2 separate regions of the Homo sapiens genome follow, and region 2 is linked to region 1. Evidence: read pairs that join two places in POLR2A ChIA-PET (ENCODE). Cell type or tissue: Panc1. All regions are shown on one strand. Links, peaks and the distances in the headings refer to the core of each region. The heading gives the core; the rest is flanking DNA. Region 1 overlaps ACTN4 (actinin alpha 4). Region 2 has its middle 9.3 kb from the start of HNRNPL.

Region 1 (5,000 bases), core at 1-5,000:
AATTCTAGAAGTACAAAATCAGTTATCTGCCAGCACGGACAAGCTGGAGAAGTGGTTCCCAAATGCCAACTTCTGGCAAAGTGAGAAATTCAAAGACAGAAATACCTCTGTGTGGATACATTGTGAGGCGTGCTGCCAGCTGCCCTTTCTTGGCAATGGCTGGGGTTCTAAGAATAACCTTTTTACCTTATCTTGGTGTTAGAAGTGCTGGTGGTAACAGATGGTAGTGTTTCTTTTTAAAACATCCGTAACTTGGCAAAATAAAAAGCTGGCCCTCTTAGGTTGGACATCCAATAGTTTTTCAAATTTTCCTGGTCTATGAGATTGCAAAATCTGGGAACCACTGGTTCTAGATGAGCAGTCAAACCACTGCTCTTTGGGAAATTTTATTTTATTTTATTTTTATTTTAATGGAGTCTTGCTCTGTCGCTAGGCTAGAGTACAGTGGCGCAATCTTGGCTCACTGCAACCTCTGCCTCCCAGGCTCAAGCGATCCTCCTGCCTCAGCCTCCCAAGTAGCTGGGACTACAGGTGTGTGCCACAACACCCGGCTAATTTTTGTATTTTCAGTAGAGACAAGGTTTCACCATGTTGGCCAGGCTGGTTTTGAACTCCAGACCTCAAGTGATCCACCTGCCTTGGCCTCCCAAAATGCTGCGATTACAGGTGTGAGCCACTGCGCCCAGCCTACGTTTATTTTTTAAATATGGAGATTTCAAAAATGAAGAGCCTCCAGAAGAGTTGTACTAACCACCCTTATTTCCAACTGAAGCATTGGGTTTGGACTCTAGAGCAGGGCTGCCTGGGTGAAGCCCAGCTCTCTGTCCCACTAGTCATGTAACAGCAGGCACGTGCCTGACCCTCCCTGGGCCTCAGTTTCCTCACTTGGAAAGGAGGATAATCCGAGTTCCCGTCTTGCTGGGCTGCTCGTTAAGCACCTGCACAGGGCCTGCTATCCTATTGGTTCCCAGGCCCCTCTCCATCCTTCTGAATCACTCTCTCCAGGGCCAGGGCACGGGAAGAGGGGCTTTCACAAAGCTCCCCAGGTGATTCTAAAGCACTGAGGTGCCCAGGAAACACTGTCCCTGAGCATCTCTGTAGGAACCCAAGCTCGGGAGCCCAGGGGCTGGCTGGCAAGGTGGCTGCCGGTCTGACCCTTAGCCTTGTGGAAGCAAACGGAGAGGTCGTGTACACACCAGCTGGCTAAATGCCATGGTCTGTGACCACGCAGCCTTTTCTAGGTCATCTCGCTGCCACACCTGCTTTCCCCCTGCAAGAGTCACAGTGACCTCTGGCTGAGGATAATGAGGTGGCCCTGACTTTCACTGGGGGAACACTCACGTCGCTGGCCAGCTTCTCGTAGTCCTCCATCAGGTGCTCGTTCTCTTGGTTGACAGCCAGCACCTTACAGATCCGGTTGGCGGCAGTTTCAGCCTGGAGGGGAGCACACAGTCAGGGCTGCCTGGGGGCTGGCCACCCTCCCTCCTGACGGGCACGTCCCTTGAAAGCAGCTGGTCCATGGCCCACGGAACTCCTCACAGAGGGGAAGGAGAGGAAGCACAGCTCCAGTGAGATGGTGCCCTGTCCCAATAGGCCTTGTTGGCATCCTCACTGCTGACTGCAAAATGCCCCTGGGTCCAGAAAGCCCAGACCCTGGAGGCACCGAGGAGGGTTGGGGAGCCCTCCCACTGCTGCTCGCAAACCCTCTAGTGCCCCACACAGAGGAGGGTGAGGCTGGACGGGTCGGCTGCGTTGGACCTAAGACTGCGGAGGAGTCTCTCCCGGTGGGAAGGTGAAAGGATGGGAAGCCGAGAGCTGGAGAGCTGGGGGCAACAGAGCAGGGGCGCCCGGGTCCCGGAGGAGCCTAGTGGTCCGTGCACAGGAGCACACTCAGGCCTGTCCACTCTCCTGCCTTGGAGGCAATGTTAATAGGAGCTCCAGAGGACAGAAGTCACCATCCGTGGGGCAGAAAAGTGCTGGGGCTTTGGAGGGTGAGAGTGGTGGACATAGTCCCTGGGCCTGAACTACAGGAGAGCGTCCTGCCCTGTCCTGCTAGGGGGCAGTGAACAGTGTAGAGGAGGCAGGGGGTGCACACGGGGAGAGAGAGACCAGGTACCTTTCAGGAAGCACAGAAAGGGTCCAAGAGGAGGAGTTGAAACGGCAACAGAACAGGAACAGAAAGAGTGAGGAGGGTCTACAGAGTGATGGGGAAGGAAAATGGAGAGGCTTGGCCAACGGCTCAGAGCCAGTGCTGCAGGCAGCGACGCCCAGCCTCTCCCCTCCACACATGGCACCTGGAGACAGGCGGGGAGGCGGCAGCCGGTGCTCGTGTGAGCGCACACACGCACGTGCACACCCCGCGCCATGCTGCGGGACACACACCCAGGGCCCCAGGCGGTGCTCCTCAGAGATGAGGTCCAAGAGGTTCCTCAGCCAATGAACATGGGCCCCAGGCCAGTGTGGAAAACACAGCCAGGGCTGCAGCTTGTGGGGGTCACAGAGGTCAGTCCCTGACTCCTAACTTGGCAGAGACAACTGGCACCCGAAACTCAAGTCCTCTCTGTGAGCACGGGGCTGCCGCAAGGCAAGGGAATCATGTTTCACCGCTGAGTTCCCGCATCCAGCTTGGGGCTCAGTGCACTGGCGGTGTTCAGGGTTGCTGAATGAGTGAGTGAATAAAGGAACGAGGCGGGAACGCTTCGGTGACTAGAAATAAATGATCTCAGGACAGAATGGGCACACTGGCGCTAGACCTGGGGTTCACTCTGCGTTTATAAAACATGAACCCCAGAGAGCACTCTTGCAAGAGCTTGGACTGGGTCTCTGGGGAAACGAGGCAGCAGGAGCAGCACCACGGGGCTGTCCTGAGGAGCACACAGGGACCCAGCACTTTCCTTTCTGACCAGCCAGCGCCCTGCAGCCGGGCCTCCACTACCCCCTCAGAGAGGGGCCAGTGACAAGCCTCCAGGCCCAGTGCCTCAGCACCCACCCATACTGTCCTGGGCTTGCCTGCCAGTCCCTGCTCCCCCAAAATCCCTCAGAGCCTCCAGACTGGAGTTCAGCCCTAAGCACAGGGGAGCAGTGTGGGTAGAAAGAAAAGCAATCTGGTGAGGCCATGTGGTGGGCAGGGGGCTGGTTCGGGGCCCGTAGGGGTGAGTCCAATGGCAAACATGCTGTTAGTTGGGGTCTGTGGTGACGAATCGTCCATTGCTGCTGGTCCCTGCCCACCCTCCCGCGGGAGTGTGGGTCAGGGGTCCTCCCTCCACCCTCCTGGCCCGTGCCCTCTAGCAGAACACTCCAAACACAAGCTCCAATCGCATGCTGAGGAGGTGAAGAGGCCTTTCTGGCCCGAGGCTGGGAAGAACCACACTCCCCACCACTGTGGCTCCCTGGCAGCTGCCTAAATGGCAGCTGCCGTGCCAGGCACTGTGCTAAGCCCTTTGCCTGCAGGAGCTCGTTTCACGCCCAGAACAATCCTGTGAGACCGAACTACAGCGATGCCCATTTCACAGGTGGGGAAGCTGAGGTCAAGTGACCCACCCAAGGTCACAGTACCAAGAGGTGGCAGAGTGGGGCCAGGCCAGACTGACGGTAGGTAATGCACCTGCTAGTTGGGAGGCTCAAAGCAGGGGTCCACAGAAGGTACGGCCCCCCCCTTCTAGTTTTAGGAATAGCTGTTTCCCTAAACTTCAATTCCTCCTCTCTCAAATGGGGCTAACTGCGCCTAGCCCTCCTGGGGGTGTGCACAGGGACCCTCTGGAAGCCTGTGCATGTGAAGGCCTTGGAGGGTGCCTAGCGTGTAGTACATGTTCAGTAAACAAGAATCGATTCTGCCTCCTCCTCTGAACCTGTGCCAACTGCTGACACTTCAAAGCAGGCATCGGGAATGCTGCCTGAGATACTTCAGAGACCACAAGGCAAGCGGGGGGAGCAGTGCTTGGGCCTCTGCGTGAACGCTGAGGGCCCGGCAGGAGCTGTGAGGCAGCATGAGGTCAGCTGGGCCCAGGAGGGCGGCCACTGCCACGCAAGCTCTGTGGGCTCTGCCTGGCCTCTGGAGGGCTGGGACCGTGAGTGCAGGTTGGGCTGCACATGCTGAGCCTTTCCTGGCAGGAAGGAGCTGCAAAACGGGTAAAGCCCAGTGCTCCCCACGAAGGGCTTGGCAGGGGCAGGCAGGCAGCCCTGGTGCAGATGATGGACAGGGCGAGTGGGAACGCCGGGCAGTCAAATCCCAGCTCTGCCATTGACTGTAATGCAGGGCTTCAGTTTCCCCGCCTGAGAGCCTAGGATGCCACCACCCACCTCCCAGGGTGGGCTGTGTTCAAACAGAGGTCTGTGACTCCTCAGCACAGGCCCAGCACCGGCCAGGCGGGAAACCTGCCCCAGGGGACCTTCCGAGTCAGAGGCCGGCAGGGTCAGTCTGTGTGGTGTGGCGGCCCACGGCCTGGCCAGGGCTCCAACCACAGATGGCCAGCGGTGATGCAAGGGCGGTGGTGAAGGCAGGTCTGCAGCCCCAGCAGCGAGGTGTGCCTGGCCCAGCTCACCTTCTGAGCCCCCGAGAAAGCGTGGTAGAAGCAGGACACGTAAGTCATGATGGCCTTCTCATCTGGCCTCAGAGTGCCCACAATATCTGCACAGAGAGAGAGAGAAAGAGAGAGAGAGGCAGGAGAGAGTGAAAGACGCAGGGAGGGCGGCCGGGCCGGCCTGAGGCTCATGCAGGAGGAAGAGCACTTGCTCTGGACTGGAAGCCAGCCCCAGGCCTGCGTGGACATGCCTTGCGGGGTTTTGTGGAGTCCGAATAGGGTGCATTCCTTTTCTAACCGGCCTGGGCTGGAGACAGACTAGCTGTGGGCCCTATAAAGGCAGCTTTGTTTTGGGTTGGAGGAGTCAGTTGCTAAATGATCTGTCTGAAAATGTGAGTGAGCAGCTCCCACCACGGAGTAAGACCCTAAGGGGCTCCCATGGCCCTCAGAGTGGAACATGAATTTCTTATCCCACACCAC
Region 2 (16,651 bases), core at 6,522-11,521, 150 kb before region 1:
AAATATTTAATTTATAATCATAATAATTATATTAATTTATAAAATAATATAAATATTATAAAACAATAATATAATAATTTATATATATATAACTTTTTTTCAATTTGTAAATAAACTGGACAGCCTCCAAACCACAATAGGTTCAGAGAGGCTCCTGACGTTGGCTTTTTTTTTTCTTACCTCACATGTGTAGCAGCTGGACTGACCCTGGCTGTTCGAAGAGCCCTGGCCAGTTGTCCTGTGGACAGTCCCAGTTTCTGGCCTCGTCTGCTGCTTCCTCATGATTAAAATCTGGTCTTGCAGCTGTGGGGAAGAATACTCCGCAGGGACGCTGTGTCCTTCTCGGTACCTGAATCCCATCAGGGGCCGTGATTGGTAAAGCTAACTTTGACCATTGAGCTAAGGAGATAGGCTAGTCGGCTAGAGCTGCCATCAAAAAGACCACAGATGGCCGGGTGCGGTGGCTCACGCTTGTAATCCCAACACTTTGGGAGGCTGAGGCAGGTGGGTCACGAGGTCAGGAGTTCGAGACCAGCCTGGCCAACATGGTGAAACCCCGTCTCTACTAAAAATACAAAAAAAAAAATTAGCCGGGCATGGTGACGCGCCTGTAATCCCAGCTACTCGGGAGGCTGAGGCATGGTGATGCGCGCCCATAATCCCAGCTACTCAGGAGGCTGGGGCAGGAGAATCGCTTGAACCTGGGAGGCGGAGGTTGCAGTGAGCTGAGATTGTGCCACTGCACTCCAGTCTGGGCGACAGAGCGAGACTCTGTCTCAAAAAAGAAAAAAAAAAGATCACAGACTGTGTGGCTTAAACAACAGAAATTTATTTCCTCCCAGTGAAACTGTGTTTGCAAAATTATGACTGAGACAGTGAAAGAGATCTAACATAATTGACTCCATCTTGCTTCTAATCTCCAAGCTGTCCTTGTTCATTCCTAGATGTAGGCCGAACTAACTTTGAGAGAAAGAGTTTATAGTTTAAACAAAGTTGAAAACAGCCCTTTCCAAAGCAGAACTCCCTCTTTTTTTCTTTTTTTTTTTTTGGTGAGACAGAGTCTGGCTCTGTTGCCCAAGCTGGAGTGCAGTGGCACAATCTCAGCTCACTGCAACCTCCGCCTCCCGGGTTCAAGCAATTCTCCTGCCTCAGCCTCCTGAGTTGCTGGGACTACAGGTATGTGCCACCACGCCTGGCTAATGTTTGTATTTTTAGTAGAGACACAGTTTCACCATGTTGGCCAGGATGGTCTCGATCTCTTGACTTTGTGATCAGCCCACCTCGGCCTCCCAAAGCGCTGGGATTACAGGCGTGAGCCGCCGCGCCCAACAGCAGACCTCCTTCTTGTCTGGGAACTAGATTGCCTTTGTAGGACTAACATTAATCATAAGATTAGAAATTATGGTTTAGGAGTCATGCAGCCAGAGGCTACAAGATTCTGACCCTCCCTAAACTGCTCCTAAGATCAGTGCTTGGAACATTGTGCAGACCCTGCGCTTGATGGATCAGTGGGCACCACCAGATCAATAAACTGGCTCTTCTGATCTTGTGGCCCCCTATACAGGAACTGACTCAGCTCAAGAAGACAGCTTCGACTCCCTATGATTTCATTCCTGAGCAATCAACACTCCTGGCTCACTAGCTTCCCCCCACCCACCGCGTTGTTGTTAAAAGCTCTGATCCTAGAATGCTCAGGGAGACTGATTTGAGTAATAATACAACTCCGGTCTCCCGCACAGCGCACAGCGGGCTCTGGCTCCTCTGCGTGAATCACTCTTTTTTTTTTTTTTTTTTAAGGCGGAGTCTTGCTGTGTTGCCCAGGCTGGAGTGCAGTGGCGTGGTCTCAGCTCATTGCATCACTGGAAGCTCCGCCTCCCGGGTTCACGCCATTCTCCTGCCTCAGCTTCCCAAGTAGCTGGGACTGCAGGCACGTGCCGCCACGCCCGGCTAATTTTTTGTGTTTTTAGTAGAGACAGGGTTTCACCGTGTTAGCCAGAATGGTCTCGGTTTCCTGACCTCGTGATCCGCCCACCTCAGCCTCCCAAAGTGGTGGGATTACAGGCGTCAGCCACTGCGCCCAGCGAATTACTCTTTCTCTATTGCAATTCCCCTGTTTTGATGTATGGGCTCTGTCTAGGCAGCAGGAAACGTGAACCCCTTGGGCGGTTACAATAGTTCCAGTTCGAGGTGTCAGCACAATAGACTTCCTTCTGAGGGCTCTCTCCTTGGCTTGCAGATGGTCATCTTCTCCCCTTGTTTTTTGTTTTATTTTTTGTTGTTTGTCGGTTTGTTTTTGAGACAGGGTCTCACTCTGTCGCCCAGGCTGGAGTGCAGTGGTGTGATCTAGGCTTACTGCAATCTCCACCTCCCACGATCCTCCCACCTCAGCTTAGTAGTACTAGGACTACAGGTGCACACCACCACCATGCCCGGCTAATTTTCGGTATGTTTTGTAGAAATGGGGTTTCGTCATGTTGCCCAGGCTGGTTTTGAACTCCTGACCTCAAGTGATCCACCCGCCTCGGCCTCCCAAAGTGCTGGGATTATAGGCGTGAGCCTTTGAATTCTTGCATCATCTGTGGGTGTCACCTTGAGACCTGGTGACCAACCTGTTCCTCAACACCTTTCACCCAATGCTTTTAGCACTTCTCTGTTGTTGCTGAATCATTGGATTTATTTGTACTATTAGAGTCTATGTGTGCCAACTGACACTGGTTTTCCACTTCCTGGAGTGAAATGACATCTCCTGTTTAAATAAATGTGTTGAATTAAAAACAAAAGAGTGGGTTGATTTAAAGAAAATTATTAAGCAGTGAAGTGGGCAGGTGATGCATGAATGTGTGGCAAAAAAAAAAAAAAAAGGGACGTGAAACTCAAATGGCAGCTGTTTGGGGTATCGCTGGTTGAGGGCTTAGGGTCAAACTCAAGCTCCTGTTTGCTGTGGAGCTCTGGGCTTCATGCTAGAAGTCTCCCCTTGGGCTCTCACTCACATCATGGAAAAATAATTTTTAATAAAGGAAGTGGGCCGGGCATAGAAGCTCATGTCTGTAATCCCAGCACTTTGGGAGGTGAAGGTGGAATGATTGCTTGAGCCCAGGAGGTCAAAGCTGCAGAGCTGTGATCACACCACTGCACTCCAGCCTGGGCAACAGAGCAAGACCCCACCTCAAGAAAGAAGAAAAAAAGAAAAAGGGAGGAAGTGAACAAAGGAAGTGGTCATACCAAGCACACAGGGTTTTTTTGTTTTTGAAAAAAAAAGTTCTAGTCCACGAAAAAAGATTCAAAGAGAAAAGTCAGAAAGCCCTTTTAAATATATATATATATATATATAAAACTTGGGGCCGGGCATGGTGGCTCACGCCTGTAATCCTAGCACTTTGGGAGGCCGAGGCGGGCAGATCGCGAGGTCAGGAGTTCGAAACCAGCCTGGCCAACATGGTGAAACCCCGTCTCCACTAAAAATACAAAAATTAGCTGGGCGTGGTGGTGCACCCTTGTAATCCCAGCTACTGGGGAGGCTGAGGCAGGAGAATGGCTTCATTGAACCCAGGAGGCAGAGGTTGCAGTGAGCCGAGATCGTGTTACTGCGCTCCAGCCTGGGTGACAAGCAAGACTCAGTCTTAAAAAAAAAAAAAAAAAAAAAAAAAAAAACTTGGATATTAGCTTTTGATTAAGCTGACTTCTAACTATAAAGCTCTTTAAAATAACTACTCTTAAATTTCTTATTACCAGATTAAATTTCTTATTAAAATAAATAAATTTATTTATTTATTTATTTTATTTTTGAGATGGAGTGTCTGTCTGTTGCCCAGGCTGGAGTGCAGTGGTGCAATCTCAGCTCACTGCAACCTCCGCCTCCTGGGTTCAAACAATTCTTTTGTCTCAGCCTCCCAAGTAGCTGGGACTACAGGCAGACACCACCATGTCCGGCTAATTTTTGTATTTTTAGTAGACATAGAGTTTCACCATATTGGTCAGGCTGGTCTCGAACTCCAGACCTCAGGTGATCCACCCGCCTTGGCCTCCCAAAGTGCTGGGATTACAGGCGTGAGAGCCACAGTGCCCAGCCGTATTACCAGCTTTTAGTTGGGACAAACAGCTGGTATTCCTGGCTTGTGAACTTCTTCACCACAGGTACTCTCCCAAGTGAAACCTATAAGCCTTAACCAAGGTTATGACTTAACCAAGGATGCAGGGCATCTACAGCCGTCCTCCCAAGATCTAGAACCACTGCAAAGACAGCTCAAAGAAAGGAAAGTTTTGCTAGCTGCCAATGGAGTACAGCTCACATTTCTCTCTGGCCATATTCTCTAGGGTCTCCGCTCCACAGAGTTGACTGTTTACTCACAAAGGCCCAAAAGTCCTGAACGCCCTCACAGATGGAAGATAGGAAATAAAAAGTTGTCCGTGGAAGCAAAAAGAATCAATAGCGAGACCGGGCGCGGTAGCTCACGCCTGTAATCCCAGCACTTTGGGAGGCCGAGGCGGGTGGCTCACTTGAGGTCAGGAGTTCGAGACTAGCGTGGCCAACATGGTGAAACCCCATCTCTACTAAAAATATAAAAATTAGCTGGGCGTGGTAGCAGGCGCCTGTAATCCCAGCTACTCGGGAGGTTGAGTCAGGAGGATCACTTGAACCTGGGAGAAGGAGGTTGCAGTGAGCCAAGATAGCACCACCGCACTCCAGCCTGGGCACAACAGACCAAGACTCTGTCTCAAACAAAAGAAAAAAAAAGAATTTCAGGAACTGGCCTTAGGAAGTAACCGAGGGTGTGAGTGTCCCAGCTCCGGAAGGAAAGCTGAACAATTGATTTACAGCCTTGTTGCACCTGCCAGAACACCATGTGGCCCATTACTCAAGATAACCATCGCAGCCAGACAAGTGTCCTCATGAGTGCTCTACTCCTCACATGTTTTGCCCAGCTCAGCCTGTATATCCTCCCGCTAATGTCAATTCCAGAGCTTTGCCTAATAAAAAAGCCCTACTGGCTCTTTTCCAAGAGTCAGCCAGCAAATTTGCTCTCTTTCTCTTGTGCTGTCTCCCTCATACCCAGGCATAAACTCCAATGAAGTCTTGTCTGGGAAAACTGTTTTGGCCTCAAGTCAATTTCAGTTGCATTCAGATCCCAAGAACTTGTGGTCTGTAACACTGGGCGGGGGACAGTGAAAAACAGAGGGTTTACAAGGAGGCTCAAGAAAACTTCTGCAGGCGTGGTGGTTCACACCCATCCCAGCACTTTGGGAGGCCAAGGCAGGGGGATCACTTGAGGTCAGGAATTCAAGACCAGCCTGGGCAACATGTTGAAACCCTGTCTCTACTAAAAATATAAAAATTAGCGGCTGGGTGTGGTGGCTCATGCCTGCAATCCCAGCACTTTGGGAGACCAAGGCAGGCAGATCACCTGAAGTCAGGAGTTCAAGACCAGCCTAATCAACATGGAGAAACCCCGTCTCTACTAAAAATACAAAAAAATTTAGCCAAGCATGGTGGCACATGCCTGTAATCCCAGCTACTCAGGAGGCTGAGACAGGAGAATCGCTTGAACCTGGGAGATGGAGGTTGCAGTGAGCCGAGATCACACCATTGCACTCCAGCCTGGGCAACAAGAGCAAAACTCCATCTCAAAAAAAAAAAAAAAAAAAAATTAGCTGGGCATGGTGGTGCATGTCTGTAATCCCAGCTACTAGGGAGGCCGAGGCAGGAGAATTGCTTGAACCCAGGAGGTGGAGGCTGCAGTGAGCTGAGATCATGCCACTGCACTCCAGCCTGGGCGACAGAGCAAAATTCCGTCTCAAAAACGAAAAGAAAACTTCTGTGGGTGTGGTAGCTCACTACTGTAATCCCAGCATTTTGGGAGGCTGAGGCAGGAGGATTGCCTGAGGCCCGGAGTTTGAGATCAGCCGAGGTAACGTAGCAAGACCCCATCTCTACCAAAAAAACAAACAAAAAAAAACCCAATTATATTTATATATATAATATATATATAATATAGTATATATTATACACTATATATAATATAGTATATATTATATATACTATATATGATATGCTATATATAATATAGTATATATTATATGCTATATATGAGATACTATATAATATAGTATATATAATATATGCTATATATGATATACTATATATAATATAGTATATATAATATATGGTATATATAACTATTATATATAATATATAGTATATATAGTGTGTATATATATAACTATATATATATTTTATATACATATATATTATATATATATATATATAAAATGGCCATGGGGTGGCAGGAACCTGTAGTCCCAGCTACTTGGGAGTAAGCCACAGTGAGCTATAATCACACCACTGGACTTCAGCCTGGATAGCAGAGCAAGACTATCTCAAAAAAAAAAATAAAAAACAAAAAACAAAAAAACAAAAACACTTCCTGGGGATGATGAATACTGTTTTTACCTTGTGGTCACTATCTTGATTTGTGGTGATGGTTTCCCAGGTGTATATGTAAGTTAAAACTCATCAATTGTACACTTTAAAGGTCTGGTTTCTCACATATCAGTTAGACCTGATTGAAGCTGGGGGCGGGGAAAGGTAGGGAAAGGGTCAGGACTGCGTAATGCAAATGAGAAACTTTCCTCTAAGGGGTGGCTTTCCCCACTGGTCCCTGAGGGTGTCTGAGTTTTCAATCTGAAGCACAGCAGACCGTGAAGCTATTTCTGCTTGGAGCCGGAGGAGGCTTAACAACAAAAAAGAAGAAAGCAGGTCGGGCACAGTGGCTCATGCCTGTAATCCCAGCACTTTGGGAGGCCGAGGCAGGCGGATCGTAAGGTCAGGAGATAAGAGACCAGCCTGGCCAACAAGGCAAAACCCAGTCTCTACTAAAATTACAAAAATTAGCCGGGCATGGCGGCGGGCGCCTGTAGTCCCAGCTACTTGGGAGGCTGAGGTAGGAGAATCGCTTGAACCTTGGAGGTAGAGGTTGCAGTGAGCCGAGATTGCACCATTGCACTCCAGCCTGGGCGACAAGAGCTAAACTCCGTCCCCCAAAAATAAAAATTTAATTTAATTTAAAAAACATGGGTGAAACTTGAAAACATGCTAAGAGAATCAGACACAAAAGGCTACATACTATATTTTTCCATTTATATGATGTGGGTGAAAGATTACCTAGGTGCCGAGGCAAGAGACTGAAGGCACAAACTGTTTCAGTATAATAAAGAAAATAGTTAGAATAAGAATAGTCATAATACAAATTAGATATAGAGATGATCATGGACAATTATCAATCATTATTATAAACATTATTAATCATTAGCTTTTAATATTACTCTTTGTTGCATTACTAATATACCCTAAGGATAACCGGTGGGTATAGGGTCAGGTGCTGAAGGGACATTGTGAGAAGTGACCTAGAAGGCAAGAGGTGAGCCCTCTGTCACGCCCACATAAGGGCCGCTTGAGGGCTCCTTGGTCAAGCGGTAATGCCAGTGTCTGGGAAGACGCCCATTACTTAGCAGACCGCGAAAGGGAGTCTCCTTTCCTTGGAGGAGTCAGGGAACACTGCTCCACCAGCTTCTTCTGGAAGGCTGGATATTATCCAGGCCTGCCTGCAGTCACCGGAGGCCTAAACCCCTCCCTGTGGTGCTGTGCTCCAAAGGTCACGCTCCTTGTCCACTTTCACGTTCCTCCCGTACTCCTGGATCCTCTTTGAAGTTGGTAGTAGATAGCGGTAGAAGAAATAGTGAAAGTCTTAAAGTCTTTGATCGTTCTTATAAGTGCATAGAAGAAAACGCTGACGTATGCTGCCTTCTCTCTCTGCTTTGGCTACCTAAAAGGGAAGGGCCCCCCACCCCCGTCCTATGATCACGTGACTTGCTTCACCTTATCAATCACTTAGAGGATTCACCCTCCTTACCCTGCCCCCCTTGTCTCGTATGCAATAAATATCAGCGCGCCCAGCCGTTCGGGGCCACTACCAGTCTCCACAACTTGATGGTAGTGGTCTCCCGGGCCCAGCTGTTTTCTCTTTATCTCTTTGTCTTGTGTCTTTATTTATTACCATCTCTCATCTCTGCACACGGGGAGAACACCTGCTAAGCCCCGTAGGGCTGGACCCTACAATATGAAATGTCCAGACTAGACAAATCCATAGAGACAGAAAGTAAATTGGCGGCTGCCGGGGGCTGAGGGGAGTGACTGCTGAAGGATATGGAGGCTGGGCACAGTGGCTCACGCCTGTAATCCTAGCACTTTGGGAGGCTGAGGTGGGCGGATTGCAACGTGGCAAAACCCCGTCTCTACTAAAAATTCAAAACACTAGCGGGGTATGGTGGTGGGCGCCTGTAATCCCAGCTAGTCCAGAGGCTGAGGCAGGAGAATTGCTTGAACCAGGAGGCGGAGGTTGCAGTGCGGCGAGATCACGCCATTACACTCCAGCCTGGGCGACAGAGCAAGACTCTGTCTCGAAAAACAAAAAAAGGGTATGGAGTTCCTTTTGAGGGTAATATTCCAGAATCAGACAGTGATGATGGTTGCATGACTATGTGAGCATACTAAAAACCACTCAACACTCAATCATACATATACACAAACATACACACACACACACAAAACTTCTTCCTCCCAGGTTCAAGTGACTCTGGTGCTTCAGCCTCCAGAGTGGCTGGGACTACAGGCGTGCACCACCACGCCTGGCTAATTTTTGTATTTTTAGTAGAGAGGTGGTTTCGCCATGTTGACCAGGCTGGTCTCAAACTCCTGACCTCAGTGATTTGCCCACCTCGGCCTCCCACATAGCTGGGATTATAGGTGTGAGCCACCAGCCCAGCCAGTCATACACTTTAAAAGAGTTAATATTTGGCTGGGTGCAATGGCTCACGCCTGTAATCCCAGCACTTTGGGAGGCTGAGGCGGGCGGATCACCTGAGGTCAGGAGTTCGAGGTCAGCCTGGCCAACATGCAGAAACCCCATCTCTACTAAAAATACAAAAATTAGCCGGGCATTGTGGCAGGTGCCTATAATCCCAGCTACTTGGGAGGCTGAGGCAGGAGAATCGTTTGAACCCAGGAGGCAGAGGTTGCAGTGAGATGAGATCGCATCACTGCACTCCAGCCTGGGCGACAAAGCGAGACTGCGTCTCAAATAAATAAATAAATATATAAAGAGTTAATATTATGGTATGTGAAATATAGCTTAATAAAGATGTTATATTTTTTAATCCAAAAAAAATCTGATCTCATCACTCTTCTGTTTTTTGTGGAGTTTTTTGGAAAGAAGTTATCACTCTGTTGCCCAGGCTAAAGTGCAGTGGTGCAATCATAGCTCACTGCAGCCTCAAACTCCTGGGCTCAAGTGATCCTCCTGCCTGAGTCTCCTGAGGACCTGGGACTAGGGGCATTACACCATGCCCAGCTAATTTTTTTCCTTTTTTTTTTTTTTTGAGATGGAGTTTCACTTTTGTTGCCCAGGCTGGAGTGCAATAGCACAGTCTTGACTCACTGCAACTTCTGCCTCCTAGGTTCAAGTTGATTCTTCCGCCTCAGCCTCCCAAGTAGCTGGGATTATAGGCACCCACCACCATGCCCAGCTAATTTTTGTATTTTTAGTAGAAATGGGGTTTCACCATGTTGGCCAGGATGGTCTCAAACTCCTGACCTCAGGTGATCCACTCGCCTTGACCTCACAAAGTGCTGGGATTACAGGTATGAGCCACCGCACCTGGCCTTTTACTTTTTTTTTGTAGAGATGGTGTCTCACTATGTTAGCCAGGCTCATCTAAAACTCCTGGCCTCAAGGGATCCTCCTGCCTTAACATTCCCAGAGTGCTGGGATTACAGGCTTGAGCCACCATGCTCAGCTTGTCATTCTGGTTTTTAACCCTCTCATGGTTCTTTTCTCACTTAGTAATAAGACCAAAGTCCTCATCCTCAGCCCGTCTCAGTGGGCCCCACATAACGTGCCCCCATCACCCCTCTGACCTTGTCCCCTCAGACTCACCCTGTCACTCCCTCTGCCCAGCCACAAAGGTCTTCAGTTCTCATGTCAGGGCTTTTTGTGTGTGTGTGTGTGTGTGTGTGTGTGTGTGTGTGTGTGTGGCGGAATTTCGCTCGTTGCCCAGGCTAGAGTGCAGTGGCGTGTGATCTCAGCTCACTGTAACCTCAGCCTTCCGGTTTCAAGTGATTTTCCTGCCTCAGCCTCCTGAGTAGCTGGGATTACAGGCAACCACCACGACGCCCAACTAATTTTTGTATTTTTAGTAGAAATGGGGTTTCACCGTGTTGGCCAGGCTGGTCTTGAACCTCGTGATCTGCCCACCTCGGCCTCCCAGTGCTGGGATTACAGGCGTGAGCCACCATGCCCAGCCGACTTCAGGGCTTTTGCATTTGCTGTTTCTTCTCCCTGGGATGTTTTTTCTCTAGCTGTTCCAATTCCCATGTGAACACATATGGTATACGCTCACATACACACACACGATTCATTCAATAAGGTAAATATAAAGTAAATTAAAATTAAAACCAGTTTTTACCTCAGATTGACAAATGTAAAACAAAATGTGCAGTATTTTGAGATAGTGGGGAAAATTCATTTTTTACATAGAAATGCTGAGAACTCAAATTGTTACAGTGCTAATGGAGGGTAATTTGGCAAAATCTTTCAAAATGCAAAATGTACCAACTTGCAAGTATTTTAGCAAACCACAACAACAAAATAAGTTAAAAATGCCATCTGTCTGAGAGAAATTAGAATGGAAGTTCCAAAACACCTTTCTGTAAAATGCAGCCAAATTAAAATGGAGAGGGAAATTCAGAGCCTCCGTGCTTATATTAGAAAAGGAGAAAGACGTATCAAAATTTAAGAAGTTTTGGAAAAGAACAGCAGAAGAAACCTAGGCGCTCTCCCTCTCCCTCTCCCTGTCCCTGTCCCTCTCCCTCTCCCCATGGTTTCCCTCTCCCTCTCTTTCCACGGTCTCCCTCTCATGCCGAGCCGAAGCTGGACTATACTGCTGCCATCTCGGCTCACTGCAACCTCCCTGCCTGATTCTCCTGCCTCAGCCTGCGGAGTGCCTGCAATTGCAGGTGCGCGCCGCCACGCCTGACTGGTTTTCGTATTTTTTTGGTGGAGACGGGGTTTCGCTGTGATGGCCAGGCTGGTCTCCAGCTCCTAACCGCGAGTGGTCCGCCAGCCTCGGACTCCCGAGGTGCCGGGATTGCAGACGGAGTCTGGTTCTCTCAGTGCTCAATGGCGCCCAGGCTGGAGCGCAGTGGCGTGATCTCGGCTCGCTACAACCTCCACCTCCCAGCCGCCTGCCTTGGCCTCCCAAAGTGCCGAGATTGCAGCCTCTGCCAGGCCGCCACCCCGTCTGGGAAGTGAGGAGCGTCTCTGCCTGGCCGCCCATCGTCTGGGACGTGAGGAGTCCCTCTGCCTGGCTGCCCAGTCTGGAAAGTGAGGAGCGTCTCTGCCCAGCCGCCATCCCATCTCGGAAGTGAGGAGCGCCTCTTCCCGGCCGCCATCACATCTAGGAAGTGAGGAGCGTCTCTGCCCGGCCGCCCATCGTCTGGGATGTGGGGAGTGCCTCTGCCCCGCCGCCCCGTCTGGGATGTGAGGAGCGCCTCTGCCCGGCCGCCACCCCGTCTGGGAGGTGAGGAGCGTCTCTGCCCGGCCGCCCCGTCTCAGAAGTGAGGAGACCCTCCGCCCGGCAGCCGCCCCGTATGAGAAGTGAGGAGCCTCTCCACCCGGCAGCCGCCCCGTCTGGGAAGTGAGGAGCATCTCCGCCCGGCAGCCACCCCGTCCGGGAGGGAGGTGGGGGGTCAGCCCCCCGCCCGGCCAGCCGCCCCGTCCGGGAGGTGAGGGGCGCCTCTGCCCGGCCGCCCCTACTGGGAAGTGAGGAGCCCCTCTGCCCGGCCAGCCGCCCCGTCCGGGAGGGAGGTGGGGGGGTCAGGCCCCGCCCGGCCAGCCGCCCCGTCCGGGAGGGAGGTGGGGGGGTCAGCCCCCCGTCTGGCCAGCCGCCCGGTCCGGGAGGGAGGTGGGGGGGTCAGCCCCCCGCCCGGCCAGCCGCCCCGTCCGGGAGGTGAGGGGCGCCTCTGCCCGGCCGCCCCATCTGGGAGGTGAGGAGCCCCTCTGCCCGGCCACCACCCCGTCTGGGAGGTGTACCCAACAGCTCATTGAGAGCGGGCCAGGATGACAATGGCGGCTTTGTGGAATGGAGGGGGGGGAAAGGTGGGGAAAAGATTGAGGAATGGGATGGTTGCCGTGTCTGTGTAGAGGGAGGTAGACATGGGAGACTTTTCATTTTGTTCTGTACTAAGAAAAATTCTTCTGCCTTGGGATCCTGTTGATCTGTGACCTTACCCCCAACCCTGTGCTCTGAAACATGTGCTGTGTCCACTCAGAGTTAAATGGATTAAGGGCGGTGCAAGATGTGCTTTGTTAAACAGATGCTTGAAGGCAGCATGCTCCTTAAGAGTCATCACCACTCCCTAATCTCAAGTACCCAGGGACACAAACGGTGCAGAAGGCCGCAGGGTCCTCTGCCTAGGAAAACCAGAGACCTTTGTTCACTTGTTTATCTGCTGACCTTCCCTCCACTATTGTCCTATGACCCTGCCAAAAGCCCCTCTGTGAGAAACACCCAAGAATGATCAATAAAAAAAAAATAAATAAAATAAAATAAAATTAAATTAAATTAAAAAAAAAAAAAAAGAAACCTAGGCTTGGTGCCATGGCTCACACCTACAATCCTAACACTTTGGGAGGCTGAGGTGGGAGGATTGCTTGAGCCCAGGAGTTCAAGATCACCCTGGGCAACATAGTGAGACCCCTGCCTCTACAAAAAAAAAAATAAATAAAAATAAAAAAATTAAAAAAATTTAAAAAAATTAGGGTGGCTGGGCGCTGTGGCTCATGCCTGTAATGCTAGTAGCACTTTAGGAGGCCGAGGTGGGCAGATCACTTGAGGCCAGGAGTTAAGACCAGCCTGGACAACATGGTGAAACCCCGTCTCTACTAAAAATACAAAAATTAGCCTGGCATGGCGGCGTGTGCCTGTAATTCCAGCTACTCAGGAGGTTGAGGCAGAGGAATCGCTTGAACCTGGGAGGCAGAGGTTGCAGTGAGTGGAGATCACACCCCTGCACTCCAGCCTGGGCAACAAAGTGAGACTCCATCTCAAAAAAAAAAAAAAAAAAATTAGGGTATGATGGCATGTGCTTGCGGTCTCAGCTACTCAGGAGGCTGAAGTGGGAGGATCACTTGAGCCTAGGAGGTCGAGGCTGCAGTGAGCTGTGTATGCATCACTGCACTCCAGCTTGGGGGACAAATTGAAACTCTTGTCTCAAAAGAAAAAAAAAAAAGAATGAGACCTTCTCATATACTGCTGGTGGGAATATATGGTACAGATATATTGAATAACAATTTGTTACTACCCAATAATGTCAAAATATGTTACACGACCCAGCAATCCCACTCCTACCTACATGCCCTTAAAACTCTCACACATGGACACAAGAAGATATCACTAGGAATGGTCACAGCAGCATTACTATTTTTTCTTTATTTTATTTATTTATTTATTTTTTACTTTTATTTATTTATTTTTGAGACGGAGTCTCGCTCTGTCGCCCAGGCTGGAGTACAGTGGAGCGATCTCGGCTCACTGCAAGCTCCGCCTCCTGGGTTCACGTCATTCTCCTGCCTCAGCCTCCCCAGTAGCTGGGACTACAGGCGCCTGCCACCATGCCCAGCTAATTTTTTTTTTAATTTTTTTTTTATTTTTAGCAGAGACGGGGTTTCACCGTGTTAGCCAGGATGGTCTTGATCTCCTGACCTCGTGATCCAGCCGCCTCAGCCTCCCAAAGTGCTAGTATTACAGGTGTGAGCCACCGTGCCCGGCCTATTTTATTTATTTTAGTTTTTTGAGACAGAGTCTCACTCTGTTGCCCAGGTTAGAGTGCAGTGGCACAATCTCGGCTCACTGCAAACTTCACCTCCCGGGTTCAAGCAATTCTCCTGCCTTAGCATTCTGAGTAGCTGGGATTACAGGCGCCTGCCACCACGCCAGCCTAATTTTTGTATTTTAAGTAGAGACCGGGTTTCGCCATGTTAGCCAGGCTGGTCTCGAACCCCTGACCTCAAGCGATTCTCCTGCCTCGGCCTCCCAAAGTGCTACGATTACAGGCGTGAGCCACGGCGCCCAGCCATATTTTTCTGGGGTGTTGTTTGTTTTTGAGACAGGGTCTCGCTTTGTCAGCCTCCACCTCTTGGGCTCAAGTGATCCTTCCGCCTCAGCCTCCCCAGTAGCTGGGACTACAGTTGCACGCCACCACGCCCAGCTAATTTTTTTGTATTTTATGTAGAGAGAAGGTTTCACCATGTTGCCCAGGCTGGTCACGAGCTCCTGGACTTAAACAATCTGCCCACCTCGGCCTCCCAAAGTGCTGGGATTACAGGGGAAGCCACCGTGCCCGGCTGGCATGGGTTTACAAGGATCTGCAAGGGTCCGATTAAGTTTTGTGTGGATTAAGAACGGGAGCGACCTGCTCTTTCAGAGGCTGCCCAGCTGTGGTAATTTTTCGCGGTTCTTCCACTCTCTGGGCCAGTTTTACTTCAACTGTGAAATGGGGGTAGTCCTCTAAGGTCCCGTTTCCATTCTCTGCATTCCTCATGACGACCCAGACGAAGCTCCTACTGCCATCCCCCTAACGGATGAGGAAGGCTAAGTTACTTTCCTAAGGCCAGAGACAGTAAATGCAGCTTCCACGTTGGAACCCCGGTAGGGTGGCTCCAGTCCCCTGCTCTGAACCCCCCATCTCTACAGCCTACCCCATCACCCTAATAAGCCCTGCAAGTGCAGTGGTGATGCGTCTGCTCCGGCGTCAGACCAGCCCCGCCATGCCACTTGCAAGCTGTGGCATCCTGGGTTAGTCACTTGCGTCCCTCCAGCCCATTTCCTTATGTGAGCAATGTACACCCCAAACACTTGCCTCAGCCAAGACACTTGCCTGACCAGGAGGAAAGATGCGCGAGTCTCAAACAACTGCGTGACTTTCCGTCTGCGGGGGGCGGGGGTGGATTTTTGGGGAAAAGGGACGCGGAGCCCGAACACCGCGGCTCCAAGGTCTTCCCGCTCCTTTCTCGCCTGGTTTCCTCCATTCCCCCGCGGGGCGACCCTCGGTCTCCTGCCGTGTCCCCGCTCCCGCGCCCCCTGCCCCCAATTTTTCTTCCCCCCACGGGGCTGAAAAAAGGTCGTGGTCCCTTTAAGGCCCGCCCCTCCCTCTCCCAAAACTTCCCAGTGTCTGCTCTTTTCGATCCGGGACGGCCGGTCAGGCTCGCCGCCGAGCTGGTAGGGGCTGGGGGCGAGGGGTGCGGGAAGGTGACCGGGGCACTGGCGGGCGGCGCCGCGCGCGGCCGGGGGCCAGGGTCCGAGCAGCGGGGTGGGGGCGGGGCGGTGGCCGGGAGCGCGGGGGGTGCGGGTCACCAGGCCGGGCCGGCGGCCTGGAACGTGCGGCGCCGGGGAGACCGTTCCGCCGTGCTCCGGCCGTGCGCGCCGGCGCGAGGGGCGTCCGGGCCGGCCGCGGGGGCGGGGAGGGGAGGGGCCCTCTCTCTCCCCCTCCCCCCACCGCATTCCTCTGACGTTGGGACGGAGCGACCCCGCCCTTCGTCGCGACCGGCCCGGCCTCCTCCCGTCACGCGGGCCACGTGCTTCAGACGCGGCCCCGCCCCCGTCTCTGTTCCGTTGGCGTGGTCGGATCTTCCTGGTGTCCGGGGGAGCTGACCGAGGTCCCCAGCAAGGCCCCCTCCCCTAACTTTATTTCCCCTCACCGGCAGAGCCACCAGGCCTGTCCCCTCTTGTATTGCCATAAACCCCATTTTTTCTGATAGGGTCTCGCTCCGTCGCCCACGCTGGAGTGCAGGGGCGCGATCACGGCTCACTGCAACCTCGAAATCCGGGGCTCAAGCGAGCCTTCCGCCTTGGCCTCCCCAAGTGCTGGGATTACAGGTGTGAGCCACCACACACGGCCTCCATTTCAAACTTAGTTTCCACCCGGACCTCAACTCGAAATCCCCCATCAGCCGGGCAGAAAGGTCCTGGAGCACTTTTGGGGCGTCCGCCGCGTTTCTCACGACGCTAGCTTCGCTTTTATTTCTTTTCCCCCCTTTGGCGATATCGTCACTTGCCAATAGCTTCGCTAAGGTGTTCCCCCCCACACCCTGCGCGGGCAGCCCCATAATGTTAAATGCCGTAGGACGGGATCCCGGGTTAATCCCCGTTTGACCCCGCTGCCTGCGCGTGATAACTGGGGCGCGCTCCTCTCCACCCCCCAGGCTCCGCCAGTTGGGCTTCGCCGGAGTCTGGAGATACCCTCCGACATTCTCTTGGTGCAGTGCGGGTGGTCTTACCCCGCCCTTGAGGAAGAAAGGCCCGACGCAGGCACAGATCACAAGAACGCCTCCCCTGTGCAGGGGGCTTGCACTGTGCCAGGTGCTGTACTGGGCGCTTGGTAGGTGGCCACCCTCTCCAGGGTCGGGGCCAGGACCTCCTGTGGTGCTCAGAGGGGTCGAGCTGTCAGGTGAAAACCACTGGCCCGAGTTATGGCTTTGAAGGGAATCCTGGGGGTCTGGGATGGCAGGGACCTGTTAATTTAGATCGCACGGACAAGATG

The links. Peaks named below come from ENCODE experiments on the same cell type or tissue, not always from the same donor. Only the 100,000 strongest peaks of a DNase experiment are listed, where the experiment ranks them.
Region 2: POLR2A ChIA-PET joins it to region 1 with 5 read pairs; 8 of 35 experiments call an interaction of 5 or more read pairs at or near these places.

Annotation. Positions count from the first base shown.
Region 1 is chr19:38,710,903-38,715,902 of GRCh38, reverse strand. It overlaps ACTN4 (actinin alpha 4), which reads right to left. Exons shown (of 21, transcript NM_004924.6): 9 at 1,342-1,434. All of the region lies in intron 1 of LOC107985291 (a long non-coding RNA gene), which reads left to right. Among named protein-coding and RNA genes, the nearest start is that of CAPN12, 31 kb to the left of the region's middle. In Panc1, for the core only: no CTCF peak of the experiment used is centred there; no DNase peak of the experiment used is centred there; H3K27ac peaks cover 4,120 bases.
Region 2 is chr19:38,850,975-38,867,625 of GRCh38, reverse strand. It overlaps a transcript of HNRNPL not described here. Among named protein-coding and RNA genes, the nearest start is that of HNRNPL, 9.3 kb to the right of the region's middle. RefSeq lists enhancers at 1,348-1,923, 2,483-2,777, 10,359-10,418, 14,437-15,081 and silencers at 7,308-7,476, 9,989-10,148, 15,403-15,782. In Panc1, for the core only: no CTCF peak of the experiment used is centred there; no DNase peak of the experiment used is centred there; H3K27ac peaks cover 189 bases.